Linked DNA regions of Homo sapiens: region 2 is linked to region 1. Evidence: read pairs that join two places in POLR2A ChIA-PET (ENCODE). Cell type or tissue: GM12878. All regions are shown on one strand. Links, peaks and the distances in the headings refer to the core of each region. The heading gives the core; the rest is flanking DNA. Region 1 overlaps EPM2AIP1 (EPM2A interacting protein 1). Region 2 overlaps TRANK1 (tetratricopeptide repeat and ankyrin repeat containing 1).

Evidence for each region. ChIA-PET counts read pairs that join two places held together with the same protein. Peaks named below come from ENCODE experiments on the same cell type or tissue, not always from the same donor. Only the 100,000 strongest peaks of a DNase experiment are listed, where the experiment ranks them.
Region 2: POLR2A ChIA-PET joins it to region 1 with 5 read pairs; 15 of 35 experiments call an interaction of 5 or more read pairs at or near these places.

Annotation. Positions count from the first base shown.
Region 1 is chr3:36,984,553-36,989,938 of GRCh38, reverse strand. EPM2AIP1 (EPM2A interacting protein 1) reads left to right here. Exons shown (of 1, transcript NM_014805.4): 1 at 1-4,896. Among named protein-coding and RNA genes, the nearest start is that of EPM2AIP1, 5.9 kb to the left of the region's middle. In GM12878, for the core only: no CTCF peak of the experiment used is centred there; no DNase peak of the experiment used is centred there; H3K4me3 peaks cover 1,634 bases; H3K27ac peaks cover 1,406 bases.
Region 2 is chr3:36,880,516-36,885,901 of GRCh38, reverse strand. All of the region lies in intron 8 of TRANK1 (tetratricopeptide repeat and ankyrin repeat containing 1), which reads left to right. It also overlaps the pseudogene CBX3P10. Among named protein-coding and RNA genes, the nearest start is that of LINC02033, 61 kb to the right of the region's middle. In GM12878, for the core only: no CTCF peak of the experiment used is centred there; no DNase peak of the experiment used is centred there.

The sequences.
Region 1 (5,386 bases), core at 285-5,284:
GGTTACTAATCCAGCAAATTCAAGGAACCAGGCTATGACTAAGAATTTAGGTGGAATTGATGTCTGGGCAATTAAAATAAATGGCATAAGAGCTTAAAAACCAAAGTTGTGCCAGTGGCTTTCAACTAGAGGCAGTAACCTGTCATTCCAGAGGATGCTGAGAAATGTGTAGGGGCACTTTTTTGGTTGTCATATTTACTAGGGGCTTCTGTTGGCATTTAAGCCTAAAGACACTCACCCCTGCAGTGCATGGGACAGCCTGGCACAATGAAGAATTAGCCCTCCCAAAATGTAGATTATTTTATTTCAAGGGATAGGGCAGATTACCATTAGAAGCAAAATTAAAAGTACAAGCTGGGCAAACTGACAGAATACTAGATAGGAGAGACTAATTCCAACCTTCTAAATTTGGCTAGTAAAGTGCAATAAAGGCATTGATAAGTTCTGTTAGCTCACCATAGCACTTGTAAATCAGGAATTAATAATTGAATCAGATTTAAGGGCTCTGTCCTGTTATACATATTTAAGGCAGAAAAAAAGTTACATGTCGATTAGGTACTTATCAAGAATGGTCAAGCTGAGATTTTGGTTAATAGAGTAAGCTTACATATCTAGAGAAACAACATAGTGGAAAACCGAAAAAAAAAAACAGAAAAATCTACCGGTAATTTCCCAATAGCTTTGAATATTCACAGCAGAGCTTTATTACTTGAGAGAAAGACTGGAAGACCTGAAAGCCACTTCTGCTTTCTAACCCCAGTTCCTTAAATATTGAAATCTTGTACATTTTGTGAAATTCCAGTATGTTTTGCTTAAGGTGTTAATAAAATTAGTTTGCATCATGTAGTCATTGAGTGAGGGGGAGATATAAGCCAAGGATTTTAAATTGACCCTTAGCTATAGAGAATTTGCTATAAGCTAGTCTTGTTTGTAAAAAAAAAAAAAAAAAAAGAAAAAGAAAAAAGTGTATTTTACTGTTTTCTGTATTAAGTAATTCTGTAACTGCATGGCAGTCTTTTTTTTTTTAAATAAATATAGTTGTTACTGGTCCTGTTGTAGCAGTGAATATAGTTAAAATACGTACATTAAAAAAAAAATTATTAGGTCCTTACCAGTTACTGTCCTATAGCTCATTCCTACTAGTTTTCTTGACAGATTTGTATTCCCAGTGTCCCGTATTGCCACTCAAATTGCTCTACTATGCTAAGTCCTTGTTAATAGTCTTACCCTCCTTGAAACACTTGAACACTTGATGACTTTAGCTTTGAGGAGATACCATCTCCAGGTGTGCTTTCTTAGTCTTTGCAGGCACCTCTTCCCTTCAATATCTGTTCTTCGTATTTTTAAAAAAATTTGTTTTAGACTGCCTTGTTCTGTGTCAGCTCGCTAGCTGATCTCATTTCCTTCCATGGTTTCCTTACCATTTATATGCAAATGACTGTCAGATTCATATCTCCTTTCTAGATCTTCCCTAATTGATGTATCTAATTGCTAACAAATGCTCTTTGCTGTCTCAGGCACTACATGTCATTGATCTTGCCCCCAATCCTGCTCCTCCTCTCATGTTTCCTCTTTGACTAAATGGCATTACCACTACCAACCATTCATTTGTCCTTTTTACCAATTCTCCAATGCTGCCATTTTAATTCAGGCCATCAACCTACCTAAATTATAGCAACAGCCTCCTTATTAGTCTCCCTGTTTTTTATTTTTATTCCTTTCTACACTACAACCAAATTGCTCCAAAAGACTTACTGATCATGTCACTGCATTGCTTTCACCATTGCTCTTAGGGTACAATACAAATTTATCTTCATCTTTAAGGTCTCAGTATGCCACTTCATCTAGGAAACCTTCATTGATGCCCTCTAGATTAGGTGCCCTTACTATCCATTCCCTATACACCCTGTTCTTTCCCAGACATACACTTGGCACACTTTATTGTTACTGCTTATTGATCACTGCTAGACTGTAAGCTTTGTAAGGGCAGGGACCATATAAGCCTTGTTCACTGTTATATCTCTAGTGCTTAGCACAATGCCTGGCATTTCAATAAATGTTTGGACAAACGAATATTTGTGTAGTGTTTTACAATTTTTGAAGCTCTTTCACAGTCTTATTTGACCTTCACAGTCATTCTGCCTTAGACTGTCCATTGGGTAACTTTTATCCACATATTACTAATTGAAAAATGAAGACAAGTTCTTTGTAACTAGGGACCTCGTTGTATTCTCAGAATTTAGTGTAGTGCTTAGCATGTGACTTAAATATGTATTATGTGACTGTTAAACAAATTGTGGTTTTCTCTGTTGTATGAAAGGAGAGAAGGATAACAAATTGCGGTTTTCCCTGGTAAACACAGTAAGTAGTAAACTCAGGATTCAAAACCAAATATACACACCAAATCCACTATGTAATATTAAGTTTGCATATCCATGTATAGAATCTTATTTTTTTTTACCCTTTGTAAACAGTGTCATATATATATATATATTTTTTTTTTTTTTTTAAATTTCCAAAGGAACCTACATATAGAGGGAAAAGATTAGACAACTACTTAGTGAACTAAAACAATATGTTTTTACTAAATGTTACATTTAGTATTGGAAAAAGATAATGCCGCCTAAGAGTTAATAATCATTTTTCCTTTTGTAGGCATCAACACTAGGAGAAAATGGCATGCTATTTACTTGCTACTTTCCTTTACAGATGATTTTTGGCTCTTCTGGGATTTAAAAGTAAGTAAATTTAACAAAGTAGAAGACTGACTCAGCCCTTCTGGTCACTATATATTCAGTTCACTTGTTTTTACACCTGCAGAATGTCCTTATCACCCAAAGGGAGATGACCCAAAAGTGACATCTAGTTAATGTATACTTCTAAAGTTTGCTGTATTCCTTTGCCTTCTTGTTCCCATGCCTCTCTGAACTTAATTTCTGGGTAACTGAGGCTTTTCAGGCTTAGGTGGGAAAGCCACACCCTTAGTCTGTTTCCTTAAGCCATTTTGACCAATTTATGGGATTAACTAGTATAATCTTAGTTGGAGTTTTAGTCTGAGGCATATTAAGTCATTCAGAGATCTTAACAGTAGGTGTCATAGTCATCCAGTGATTTGGTGCTTGCTGCAAAACTGGCTTTTTTTTTTTTTTTTTTTTTTGAGGCGGGGTCTCACTTTGTCACCCAGGCTGGAGTGCAGAGGTACAATCTCAGCTCAATGCAATCTCTGCCTTCCTGGCTCAAGCAATTCTCCCACTGCAGCCTCCTAAGTAGCTGGGAATACAGGTATACACGAGTACACCCAGCTAATTTTTGTATTTTTATGTGGAGACAGGGTCTTGCTGTATTCCCCAGGCTAGTCTCGAATTCCTGGACTCAAGCAGTCCGCCCGCCTCGGGCTCCCAAAATGTTGGTGTTATACGTGTGAGCCTCTGCACCCGGCGGCAAAACTGGCTTTTAATCAACCTTTTGGCTAAAGGATTTCTCTTTTTATTTATTTGTAAAAGGATTTCCCATTTTTATCTTTCTTTTTGATATTAAAATGTTGCCTCATCCTACCCAGTAAGTACTTGAATTTGAATTCTCTTCCTTTTCATTTTTGCCTGCAAACTGACCAGTCTTTTCTGAGTTCATCTCTTCTGTACGTTTTGTCAAGTGCAGTGAACAGCAACTACAAAATATTTTGTTTTTCTGTCTTTTTCTTTAGTAAAGGGTAGATGATCTGCCTTTCAGGTTATCTCAAGGGGCAGTTTCACCTTTCCATAATATAAATTACCCTTGTGTAAGTTATTTCTTCCATCTTCTGATAGCAATTTCCTGAATGCCTGCCAGCTAACCATTAAGCCAGTGTTCAGTATTTTAGCATTTTAAAAAACAAGGGACCAATTTCTGTGTCAGCATGGGCTAGCTTGCCATTGAATAACAAAGGCAAAATCTCACTGTCTCACACAACTTTTCTATTGCAACTTGCCTAGGGACTTTGGTTTAGATCATAGGTTGGCCATGATCAAACTATGGTCCATGGGCAAAATCTGTCTAGCTCCTTATTTATCTAAATAAAGTTTTACTGGAATATAGCCTTGTCCATTTATTTATTATCTGTGGCTACTTTGGTTCTACAATGGCACAGCTGAGTAGTTGCTACAGAGTGTGTACATCTCACAAAACCTAAAATACTTATTCTGTGGCCCTTTACAGAGAAAGTTCACCAATTTGTGCTCTAAGTTGCCTTCATTCTGGGTCTCAGGCTGACAAAGCAGATACCATCAGGAGTGTGGGTGCTAACTTTGGGAAATGAAAAAAGAGTATGGCAAATCACTTAAGGACTCTTAAAGGACTTTCATTGGCCAAAGCAAATCACATAGCCACATTAAAGTTCTAGGAGGAGTGTGATCCTTGCATATACCTGGGAGAAAAACCAGAAATATTTGGAAGACAACACCACTGATTAACATCTTCATTTATATGCTTTCTTCCAATATATTTTCAACTTGTTACTGAGGTAAAATTTAAAAGTGTACCGATATTAAGTGTACACCTCAGTGGGTTTTTATATATGCCCTTGAATGCACCACCCAGGTCAAAATATAGAATATTTCTAGCACTTCAGTAGGTGTCCTTATGTTCCCCAGGCCCCCACCAACCCCTTTTATCACCACGGATTAGTTTTGCCTGTTTTAAAACTTTATGTAAGTGAAATAATTATATGCACTCTTCCGTGTCTTGTTCAACATTGTATCTGTGAGAGTAATCCATGTTATATGTAGTAGCAGTTCATGTTTTACTTCTGTGTAGTATTCCATTGTGTGACTACATCACAACTTACCCATTCTACCGTTGATAGAAATTTAGGTTGTTTCCAGCTTGTGGTCATTATGAATAAAGTTACTATGAAAATGATCACATCTGTCTTTCAGTGAGCATGTGCACCCATTCTTGGCATACTCTTTGGTATGTACCCTGCTTCTATATTTTCCTCATATAGTTTATTCTCTACATAGCATTCAGAGTGATCCTTATTTTAAAATATAAATTAGGCCAGGCGCGGTGGCTCACACCTGTAATCCCAGCACTTTGGGAAGCCGAAGCAGGTGCATCACCTAAGGTCAGGAGTTTGAGACCAACCTGGCCAATATGGTGAAACCCCATCTCTACTAAAAATACAAAAATTAGCCAGGTGTGGTGGTGCATGCCTGTAATCCCAGCTACTCAGGAGGCTGAGACAGGAGAATCGCTCCAACCCAGGAGGCAGAGGTTGCAGTGGCTGAGATCATGCCACTGCACTCCAGCCTGGGCGACAGAGCAAGGCTCCGTCTCAAGCAAAACAAAATATGTGTGTATGTGTGTATATTCATATAAATCAGACCATACCACTTGTCTGCTCAAAATC
Region 2 (5,386 bases), core at 215-5,214, 100 kb after region 1:
ATTTTCTGTACTCCCCTCACCCAGCCTCCACATAAAGTTAGCATGCTGTATAATCAAAGTTTAGGCCAGCACAGTGCCTCCTGCCTGTAATCCCAGCACTATGGGAGGCCAAGATAGGAGGATCACTTGAACCCAGGAGTTCGAGACCAGCCTGGGCAACATAGTGAGAGCCTGTCTCTATAAAAATAAACATAAAAAAATTAGCTGGGTGTGGTGGCACAGGCCTGTAGTCCTAGCTACTCAGGAGGCTGAGATGGGAGGATGGCTTGAGCCCAGGAGTTTGAGCCTGCAGTGAACTACGATCGTGCTACTGCATTCAGCCCAGTCAGTTGACTGAGACCCTGTCTCTAAAAAATAATATACAGACCTCATATGAGTTTCGCTAGCTTTTTCACTAACGTACCTTTTCTGTTCCAGGATCCCACATTGCATTTAGTTTTCATGTCTCCTTAGTGTTCTGTAGTCTGTGACCATTCCTCAGTCTTTCCTTGCCTTTTGTTACCTTGACCCTTTCAGAGAGTAGTAGTCAGTTATTTGGTAGACTATCTATCAATTTTGGTTTGTTTGATATTTTGTTATGACTGGAATGAAGTTATGTGTTTTTGGTGAGAATATTACAGAAATGATTTTGTATCCTCAGTGAATCGTACCAAGGGGTTCATGATGTCAATACTTCTTATCATGTTAACCTTGATTATTTGATTATTTGTTAACCTTGATTATTTGTGATGTGTGGGGCTTCTCCACTGTAAAATTACTATCTTTTCTTTTGTAGTTAATGAGTATCTTGGAGGGGATACTTTGAAACTGCATATACCCTGTTTCTTCTCAAACTTCTGCCCACCAATTTTGGTATCTATTGGTAGATCTTGACAGCTACAGGTATTACTATGGTCTTTGATTAACATTAATTTAAAATTTTTCTTCCTTCTGTCTACATTTATTGTTTAATTTTTTTTTTTTTTTTTCTGAGACAGAGTCTTGCTCTGTCTCCAGGCTGGAGTGCAGTGGCGCGATCTCAGCTCACTGCAGCCTCCGCCTCCCGGGTTCAAGCGATTCTCCTGCCTCAGCCTCATGAGTAGCTGGGATTACAGGTGTGTGCCACCATGCTCAGCTAATTTTTGTGTTTTTAGTAGAGACAGGGTTTCACCATGTTGGCCAGGGTGGTCTCAATCTCTTGGCCTCACGTGATTCACCTGCCTGGGCCTCCCAAAGTGCTGTGATCACAGGCGTGAGCCACTACGCCTGGCCTATTGCTTGGAATTCTTATGTAATGAAGAGCTGTTCCTTCTCCCTGTATATTCAATTATATAATGATTTCAGTATGGACTCGGATGTTTATTTTATTCTATGGGATAAAATCCAATGGTATGATTATTTATTTTGTTGCTAACGTTGCTCCAGCTTTAGCCATAAGGCACTCCTTCAGACTGGCTCCTGTGTTCCTTCAAAAAGTCCCCTTGAGCACTTCCTTACTTTCAGACACCACAAGGTGTTCCAGGTTCATATTGCGTGGTCCCTGTCCCAGCCCTGGAATCAACCACTTCTCTAAGGATCCCTGGTTCCTATTGGAGAATGTTAGAGGAAACAAGATCTGGTACTAGGTATGCCATTGCGAAGCGGAGTGTCATTGTTTCTAGGACTTTTTGGCAGATAAGAGCTAGGACATACATGTATGTGCACTAACCGATGATACTACATCTGTATTATTGTATCTCTCTGCATATGTCTATGTTAAAAACCATGAGTTTATACTGATATCTCTGATTCCAGTCCAAACACCATGATCATTCAGCCCTTTTTATTTGTAATATTGTTCATCTACAATATATTTACTTATTCAGTCTATGAATTTCAGACTAGGTAACCCATAATACCTCTGTGAGAAACACATTTACTGACTAGATTTATATTCACTTTATGTTCATTTATATTCAGTGTTTTTTGTCTTTAGCCTTAGAGCATCCTGTTAAGATACTGGTAGTTCTTTTCTTTCCCACTCCCTTTACCATGGTTTTGTTAGTAATTTGTAGGACACTCAAACTCATTTTTTTAGTGTTTGTATTCCATTTTAGGATTTGCCCCACATCCTGTTTGATTTTGTTTATATTTTGGGTATATGAAGGGCATGTGAAATATTACCATGGTTCTAGGAGTCAGAACTTTACAAAAGATAGGCTTAAAGAAATGTCACTTCCGTCTCATCCTTGCACCCTGGCCATTTCCATTTCCTCCTCCTTTCTGCCGCCTGCCCATCCAGCCTTATAGATAATCAGTTTCTTTAATTTCAGGCCTATTCTTTCTGGATTTCTTTTGCAGCAATGAACACACACATGCTATTTTCTTATAGCTCCCTTTTTTTTTTTTGCATGAAGAGTTACATTATATAGATACTCTTTGGCACGTTTTCTTTTTTCTTTCTTCTCTTTTCTTTTCTCTGCGTTTTTTTTTTTTTTTGAGACAGAGTCTTACTCTATCACCCAGTCTGGAATGCAGTGGTGCAGTCTTGGCTCACTGCAGCCTCACCCACCCGGGCTCAAGCGATCCTACCACCTCAGCCTCCTGAGTAGCTAAGACTAGACATGTGCTACCATGCCCCACTATTTTTTTTGCTGTTGTTGTTGGTAGAGACAGAGTTTTGCCATGTTTTCCAGGTTGGTCTCAAACTCCTGGGCTCAAGTGATCTGCCTGCCTTGGTCTCACAAAATGCTGAGATTACAGGCATGAGCCATTGCACCTTGCCTGATTTTTTTCACTGAGAGTATGTCCTGGAAATCACTCCATATTAATTCATATGTATAAATGCTTATGTAGTTTTGTTAGATATTATCAACTTTTCATCTAGGAGAGGGTTGTACCAATTTGCGTTACCACCGACAATGTATGAGGGTGCTTCTCTCACAACAGTCTCACCAGTAGAATTTGTTGTCTTATTTTAAAAGGTTTTCTGGTCCAATAGGTGAGAATTGTTCTTCCAGTATCGTTTTAATTTGCATTTCTCTAATTATGTGTGAGGTTGAACTTTTAAGAATGTGTTTAAGAATCACTTTAATATCTTTTACTATGAATTATATGTTCATGTCTCTTTCCCATTTTTCTTTATGGTTTTTGGTCCTTTGTCCTCAATTTTTAAGAATTCTTCGCTCATTAGCTCTTGTCTGTGGTATATACTGCAATTATTTTCTCCCGGTTTGTCAGTTGTCTTCTGACTTTGTTGTTTTTTGTCATGCAATTTGGTTTTCTTTTTATGTAGTCAGATTTATCAATCTATTGTTTATTGCCCCCAGATTTGGAGTTAACAAAGTCTTTCCTTACACCAAAGTTAAAGAAGAATTCACCTGTATTTTCTTCAGGTGCCTGTAGTGTTTCATTTTTTTACATTTAGATTCTTGGTCCATTGTAGTTTATTATAAGAATCTAGCTTTACTTTTTTTTCCAAATAATTACCTATTTGTCTCTGCACTATTTATTTAAAAGTCTGTCTTAACCTCAGTAATTGGAGATGTCACTAATGCTGAACTTCCTGTTCTATTCTGTTTATCTCTTTGCCTATTCATGTGTTGTAGGAGTCTTTGAATCACCTTTCTAAAAACCAGTTTAAAAATTTTAGATACACTTTATACCCACCAGGATGACTAAAATAAAAAAAGATAACAACAAATGTTGACAAGGAAGTGGAAAACTTGGATCCTTCATACATTGCTGGTGGGTAAGAAAAATGGTGCATCTGCTTTGGAAAACAGTTTGACAGTTGCTCAGAAAGTTAAACAGTTACCAGAAGACCAAATCTGTCACTCATAGGTATATACCAGGAGAAGGTAAACATGCCCAAATAAGAACTTGTACATGATTATTCATATCAGCATTATTCATAATAGCCAGAAAAGTGGAAACAACCCAAATCTCTATCAACTGAGGAATGGATAAACAAAATATGCCATATCCATACAAGGGAATATTATTCAACCATAAAAAGGAAGTACTGATACATGCTACAACACGGAGGAAGATTGCGTTATGCTAGGTGAAAGAAGCAGACAAAAAAGACCATGTGTTGTGTGATTCCGTTGATATGAAATGTCCGGAATAAGGAAATCCCTAGAGACAGAAAGTAGATTACTGGTTGCCAGGGGTTTGGGAAGGGGAGTAGAGAATGACTTAATGTGTATGAGATTTATTTTAGGGGTGATGAAAATGTTCTGGAATTGGACAGTGGTGATGGTTGTACAACTTCATAAATATACTAAAACTAATTAAATTATATAGTTTATATTTATTTATTTATTTTTGAGAGAGATTCTCCTTGTGTTGCCCAGGCTGGAGTGCAGTGATGTGATCTCGGCTTACTGTAGCCTCTGCCTCCTGGGTTCAAGCGATTCTCCTGCCTCAGCATCCCAAGTAGCTGAGACTACAGGCATGTGCCACCATGCTTGGCTAATTTTGTTTTTTTTTTGAGACGGAGTCTTGCTCTGTCACCCAGGCTGGAGTGCAGTGGTGCGATCTCTGCTCACTGCAAGCTCTGCCTCCTGGGTTCACGCCATTCTGCCTCAGCCTCCCCAGTATCTGGGACTACAGGCGCATGCCACCATGCCTGGCTAATTTTTGTATTTTTAGTAGAGATGGGGTTTTACCATGTTGGCCAGTTTGGTCTTGAACTCCTGAGCTCAGGTGATCTGCCCTCCTCGGCCTCCCAAAGTCCTGGGATTACAGGTGTGAGCTACCACACCCGGGCAAATAATACACTTTAAAAGAATGAATTTTATGTTATATGAGCTGTATCTCAATGGAAAAAATATTTTAAAGGGGAAAAATATTGAAAGTTCATGTTTTTGATAAAAAAAAGTTCATTGGATGTGGCTTGAATTTAAGGTGCACAGGGTTGTAGATGCCACAGACCCATGACCCAGAACAGCTGAGAGGCAGTGAATAGTGGCTCTTCAAGTCTGCAATAAGAAAATGGCCTCCAATTAGGGTAACATCACACACCGGGGACTGTTGTGGGGTGGGGGGAGGGGGGAGGGATAGCATTAGGTGATATACCTAATGCTAAATGACGAGTTAATGGGTGCAGCACACCAACATGGCACATGTATACATATGTAACAAACCTGCACGCTGTGCACATGTACCCTAAAACTGAAAGTATAATAATAATAATAATAATAAAAGAAAATGGCCTCCAATTAAACTACATTGCAAACAAGGGGAAAGAAACAGAATGGAAAGAGTAAAAAAGTTGGAGAATTTGTGGTGGAAAAAGTAGTAGATTGATGTGTAGTGAAAGGGAAAGTGGATTATTTCCTCAAGTGGAAGGGATTTACAGATGCTACAGACCTACAGATGGAAGAACGTCATGATACAATGCTTGGTTACCTGAAGAAAATTT